Regions from separate parts of the Homo sapiens genome. Here region 1 is linked to region 2. A link is a contact called in ENCODE Hi-C or POLR2A ChIA-PET data. All regions are on one chromosome and are shown on one strand. Each heading gives the region's core, a stretch centred on a gene start or an enhancer-like site at or near the end of the contact. The rest is flanking DNA. Distances are from core to core; before and after follow the strand shown. Region 1 overlaps IL12RB2 (interleukin 12 receptor subunit beta 2). Region 2 overlaps AK4 (adenylate kinase 4).

Evidence for each region. Hi-C counts contacts between places; a loop is a spot of excess contacts on that map. ChIA-PET counts read pairs that join two places held with the same protein, here RNA polymerase II (POLR2A). Pooled maps may share reads with other maps.
Region 1: a loop to region 2 is called in a map with no recorded cell type, with 4 times the contacts of the local background. The contact joins two enhancer-like sites. A Hi-C loop is called at or near these places in 1 of 37 single-sample maps with no recorded cell type and 2 of 50 pooled maps. POLR2A ChIA-PET finds 5 or more read pairs at or near these places in 1 of 52 experiments (PC-9).

What each region holds. Positions count from the first base shown.
Region 1 is chr1:67,335,304-67,338,262 of GRCh38, reverse strand. The region is part of intron 8 of IL12RB2 (interleukin 12 receptor subunit beta 2); the gene reads right to left. Among named protein-coding and RNA genes, the nearest start is that of IL12RB2, 29 kb to the right of the region's middle. Within about 2 kb of position 1,267, at least 3 of the 41 ENCODE cell types and tissues checked have a DNase peak (open chromatin) inside an H3K27ac peak, as active enhancers do.
Region 2 is chr1:65,169,250-65,171,949 of GRCh38, reverse strand. All of the region lies in intron 1 of AK4 (adenylate kinase 4), which reads right to left. Among named protein-coding and RNA genes, the nearest start is that of AK4, 22 kb to the right of the region's middle. Within about 2 kb of position 1,314, at least 9 of the 41 ENCODE cell types and tissues checked have a DNase peak (open chromatin) inside an H3K27ac peak, as active enhancers do.

The sequences.
Region 1 (2,959 bases), core at 18-2,517, 2.2 Mb before region 2:
CCACCTCCCAGGCTCAAGCAATCCTCCTGCCTCAGCCTCCCACATAGCTGGGACTACAGGTGCGTACCACCACGCCTGGCTAATTTCTGTATTTTTTATACAGACAGGCTTTCATCATGTTGCCCCGGCTGGTCTTGAACTCCTGAGCTCAAGAGATCCACCCACCTTGGCCTCCCAAAGTGCCGGGATTACATAGGCATGAGCCACTGCACCCGGCCTTAACTTACTCTTAAAACATGTGTTATTAAAATAACCCAAGGAAAGTACATGTGGCTTTAGCACCATAAGACAGAGCAAAAAAATAAAAATAAAGTATATGTGGTTCTTTTCTTTTCTTTTCTTTTCTTTTTTTTTTTTTTTTACTAGAATGCAGAAAGAATTCTCAACAGAGAAGATACAACTCATATAGAAAAACACTTTTTGGTCTTGTAAAAATACACTAATATAAATGACAAACCTTGTGTTCATCTCCATTCCTAGACTTATCATGGTATAGTACAATTATTTGGTGTGTGATCATTAGACAATGATGTACTTAAAGGGAAGTCCTATCTCATTTAATATGCCACATACCCAGCGCAGCACTTAGAATATAATAGGCTCCTAATAATTGTTAAGTAATGAATGAACAAATCATGTGATATTATCTATTTAATGCCAAAACACAGGCTGAACTGATTAAATAAATAACCACCAATCTGTAAGACAATGGTCAAATATGGCCCAACTTAATTTCAACCAAACATACTTGCAAAGAGACTAAATAATCAACTCCTGTATGTGTAAGTGTGAGTGTGTGTGTGCATGAGTTCATGCTCACGTGAGTGAGTGAAGTCATTTTGTTTCCTCTACCATCAAGTCACTTAGATTTGTTTTGATTTACAGCCAGGAGTGGAACCAGCAGAAACAACTCCTGAAAACAGGCTTCAGCTGCACCAAGCTAATTTCCTCAACAGTGAAACTTAGAGTGTATTTGAGGGGAGGCTGCGCTGGGGTTTTTTCCTAGGTTAGAAAGTTCCATCTAACCAGATGGAAATTTCTAGAAAATTAAGTCCCACCACCTGGATAACAGGAGATAAGAGAAGAGCAAAAGAGAAAGAAAGGGAGCGTAAGTACCCACATGTAGAGGGCAGGTGCTGTGTGGGCCCATCCACAGCTCCATCTCCCCTCCTCCTGCAGTAGTCAGTGTGAGCTTCAGAGCCAGGTCTGCGGGGTAAGCCCAGCTCTGTGACTTTGAACAAATGCTAACCACATCCTTCGGCTAGCTCCCTCATCTGTCAGATGAGGGTGATAATTCCACATATCACACAGGGTGGAGTGGGAATTTCAGTGGAGCGTGCTGACACATGGTGAGTGCTCAGCAAGTGTAGCTCTTGCTGTTTCCCGCATTTGAAAACTGAAGTGCTGAAAGGTTAAGGAACTTGCTTAAGGTCCCAGAACTAATCATCAGAGATGCCAGGCTTTGAACACAAATCCGTTTTATCCCAGAGCCCATAGCCTTGGCTCTGCACCGTGCAGGTGCCTGGCTCTGAGAAAGCTAATGGTTTCTCTGCGATACTTCCATCCCCCATCAGTTGGGCCTTCTTTTTGTTCTATCCTCTCCTTCATTACTTCCTTTTCCTGCCTTTCTTGCTCTACTTTCTTTTTTGTTTTTTTCTAAACATTCACTTCTTTTCTTTTCTCTCCTTTGCAGTAGTATTTACCTTTGCAGTGAGGACTTAGAGGTAAGCAACACTTATGTAAAACATTTTGAAAATGCTCTTAATTCTCCAGGAATATGAAGAGTGGCCCAGGAATCAAACCTGGGACTTCTATCTGCTAGCTTAGATGCAAAAAGAAAAAAAGCACAGGCAACAAAGGAAAGGGGATATGACGTTCACTAACCACCTACTGTCAGGTGGTGTCCGGACACTATATACATCATCTCGTTTAACCCTCACACAACGCAAGGGTGCATATGATTACATCTGCTTTACAGCTGAGGACAAGGAGGCTGGCAAAAGTTAAATGATTTACAAAAGACCTGGGTCTGGTAAATGGCAAAGCTGAGGACTGGACCCAGGTCTTGCTTTCCCCGAAGACCCTGCTTTTCCCATTACAGTTCACTACATTGACCAAGACCTGACTACTCCACAAACTAGATAATCCAGACATTTGTAAAATCAGGGTTTGGAAACCCGGGTGTGCTCAGTGTCAAAGCCAGTTGACTTGTACCACAGCAGTACATGTCTTCAGTTAATTACATATTGGTAAGAAATCTAAAGGGGACACTCACTGACTCATTAAAAATCCACAACCTAACAGATTATTACAGAGCTAAGAATCAAATTCTAGAATTATATTCTTTTCACAAGGTAAATTGCAAGTAAACTGAAATGTTAATGGTGCCTACCTGCAATGTATACCTTCATGGGAGAGAAATCATTAGTTGAATCTGCATGAGTCTCTAAAAAGTGTAACATTTCATGACCAGGGGTGTAAAATCACTGCTGCTTAAAGCAACACAAGGGCTAATAGGGAGGAGAATCTTTGACATTCAACTGTCACAGAGTCACTAAAAGTTCTAACCTCAATGTTATCTAGCCAAATACAGATAAAACTATTATAGGCACATGAGAAAAAAAAAGCCAAAGGCCAGTATGTTCAAGTGATTTCAAAAGAAATGGGTACAAATGACTAAGCATACAAATATGAGAAATGGAAGTCAGATGAAAATACTTTGTCTGTAAAGGAAAAAACTGTAGGGTTAAAGTGGAAGAAGCCACCAATATGAAAAAGAGATGACCTTGCCTCAGACTTCACCGAGCAAAAGGAAGAAATCAGATGGAAATTCCCTTCTTTTTCCACCATGAAAACGTTCAAACTCCCCCAACCAATTCCCTAACACAGCACTGTTAATGATGTCCCAGTGGATGAATCATCCCTACTTCCATCACGGTCCAACTCTTTAGCTAGAGTT
Region 2 (2,700 bases), core at 65-2,564:
GCGGGGATTATAGGCATGTGCCACCATGCTAATTTTTTATTTTTACTAGAGCTAGGGTTTCACCATACTGGCCAGGCTGGTCTAAAACTCCTGACCTCAAGTGATCCACCCACTTCAGCCTCCCAAAGTGCTGGGATTATAGGCATGAGCCACCATGCCTAGCCCTAAGTATATAATTAGATTCCACTTCTTTGCGACTTAAAGACATGACAATCTTCAGATAAATTTAAACCTAATAAAATCCAATGATAGCTGCTATGGTGATTATCAGTCTATTCAACCCTATATATTTTAGGCAAACGATCAACAACATTCGTTTTACCTGACCTTTTAAGAGCAACTATTGGCTGGGCACAGTGGCTCACACCTGTAATCCCATCACTTTGGGAGGCCGAGGTGGGCAGATCAGGAGGTCAGGGGTTTGAGACCAGCCCGGCCAATTTAGTGAAACCCCGTCTCTACTGAAAAAACAAAATTAGCCGGGCATGATGGCGGGCGCCTGTAGTCCCAGCTACTAGGGAGGCTGAGGCAGGAGAATCGCTTGACCAGGGAGGTGGAGGTTGCAGTGCGGAGATTGTGCCACTGCACTCACTGCAGGCTAGGCAACAGAGGGAGACTCTGTCTCAAAAAAAAAAAAAAAAAAAAAGCAACTATTTCTGAAACACAGAATAAGTCTATATCCAAAAAAAAAAAAAAGGCCTATAATTATGCCTGTAATCCCAGCACTTTGGGAGGTTGAGGCAAGCAGATTGCTCGAGCCCAGAACTTCCAGACCAGCCTGGGAAATATAGTGAGACCCTATCTGCACAAAAAAAAAAAAAAAAAAATTAGCCAAGCATGGTGGCATGTGCCTGTAGTCCGAGCTACTCGGGAGGCTGAGGTTGGAAGATCTCTTGAGTGACAGGTGGAGGCAGCAGTAAGCCATGATCGTGCCACTGCACTCCAGCCTGGATGGCAAAGCAAGACCTTGTCTCAAAAAAAAAAAAAAAAAAAAAGGAAGAAGACAAGACAAACCAATAATTACAACAGGAATGACACCCTAACAAGGAGACACCTAGCCTGAAACCCTTAACAGAGGGCTGCTTTGCCTTGCGTAACACTTGAACTATCAAGAACAAAGCTTTAAATAGCTGATTCTGCAAATTTTTTTGGCCTTTCACTAGTCACTAACCATGTGACAGATTTCCAAGATATAACTAAAGGCAAGGAACAGAACCAGTATTACAGGAAGATCCTATCATCATAATTTAACTTCTAGAAACACCACAGTGAGTTCCTGGCTCCCGTCACTTAGAACATCTCGCGCCGACTAACAGCAGTTCCAGCTAGAGCTCAGCCACCATCTGTGGCTGTCTTTCACAATCTCAGCCATAAAGGAAAAGCAAAGTTTCAAACGTGCTGTTTGGTTTGGCTAGGCTCCTCTACGCATAAGCTAAGTGCACACATTTTTCATTTTCTGGGATCTGAGCTCCAGCAGTGTTTGAAACATGACATTCAAAGCACCATTTAACAGAAGACAAGAAAGAACGACATCCTCTAATACCTTAAAACTGATTTTTTTTGTGTGTGTGTGTGTGTGTGTGAGACGGAGTCTCGCTCTGTCACCCAGACTGGGGTGCAGTGGCGCGATCTCGGCTCACTGCAAGCTCCGTCTCCCGGGTTCACGCCATTCTCCTGCCTCAGCCTCCCGAGTAGCTGGGACTACAGGCGCCCGCCACCGCACCTGGGTAATTTTCTTTTTTTGTATTTTTAGTAGACGGGGTTTCACCGTGGTCTCAATCTCCTGACCTCGTGATCCGCCCGCCTCCGCCTCCCAAAGTGCTGGGATTACAGGCGTGAGCCACCACGCCTGGCCAAAACTGATCTTAGTTATGAGATTTGGATTGGGACTCTGACGCAACCTAACAGAAAATATCCTGGAGGTGGGAGGGACTTTCCATGAGGCACTAAAATTCATTTCCTCTACAAAACTAACCCTAGAGTAATCACTAATAACAAATACCAATACACTGGCCTCACACCACCTAGAGTGAGGGAGTGAGTGAGGGGCCACACACACACACAAAACCGAACAACTAATGACCAAGAAAAAATAATACTTTAATGCAATACTTTTAAACATGCCCAAAAAATCCATGATAAAAAAACTGCAGAAAGTTCAAATAACAATAGGACCTGACCCTACATATGCCTGACTTAGTCTTACTTCACCCTCATCCTGACCAGGCCAGATCTGGAATTTATTTGAAATTTTGGTATGTTGTTCATTTTATCACATTAAACTATTATTTATCTTGATTACTGAGTGTTTTTGGTGCCCCCTTAAACTTTTCACTGGGGGACAGTGCCTCAGCTTCACTCCCCTCACCCTGGCCAGGCTGTCAATATATATGAATCTGTGTAATACTAGAAAACCCTGTGTGTTAGCTCTATCATTACTCTCATTTACAAATGAGTAAACACAAAACATTGGCTACTCTGCCCAAAGTCACAGAGCTAGGGTGGTCAAATCAGGATCGAAATCCAGAGCCTACACTCTTAAATACAACCACACTACCTCTCTGAGCTTTGCATCACTAAGTCATTTGGCATAAATCAATACAGTTCTGGAATTTAAAAAATCCAGATATGTGGAAACAATCCAAATAAACTCTAAATAAAGATAATTTGGGGAAATTCAGTCATGAGTTGTTCACCGCT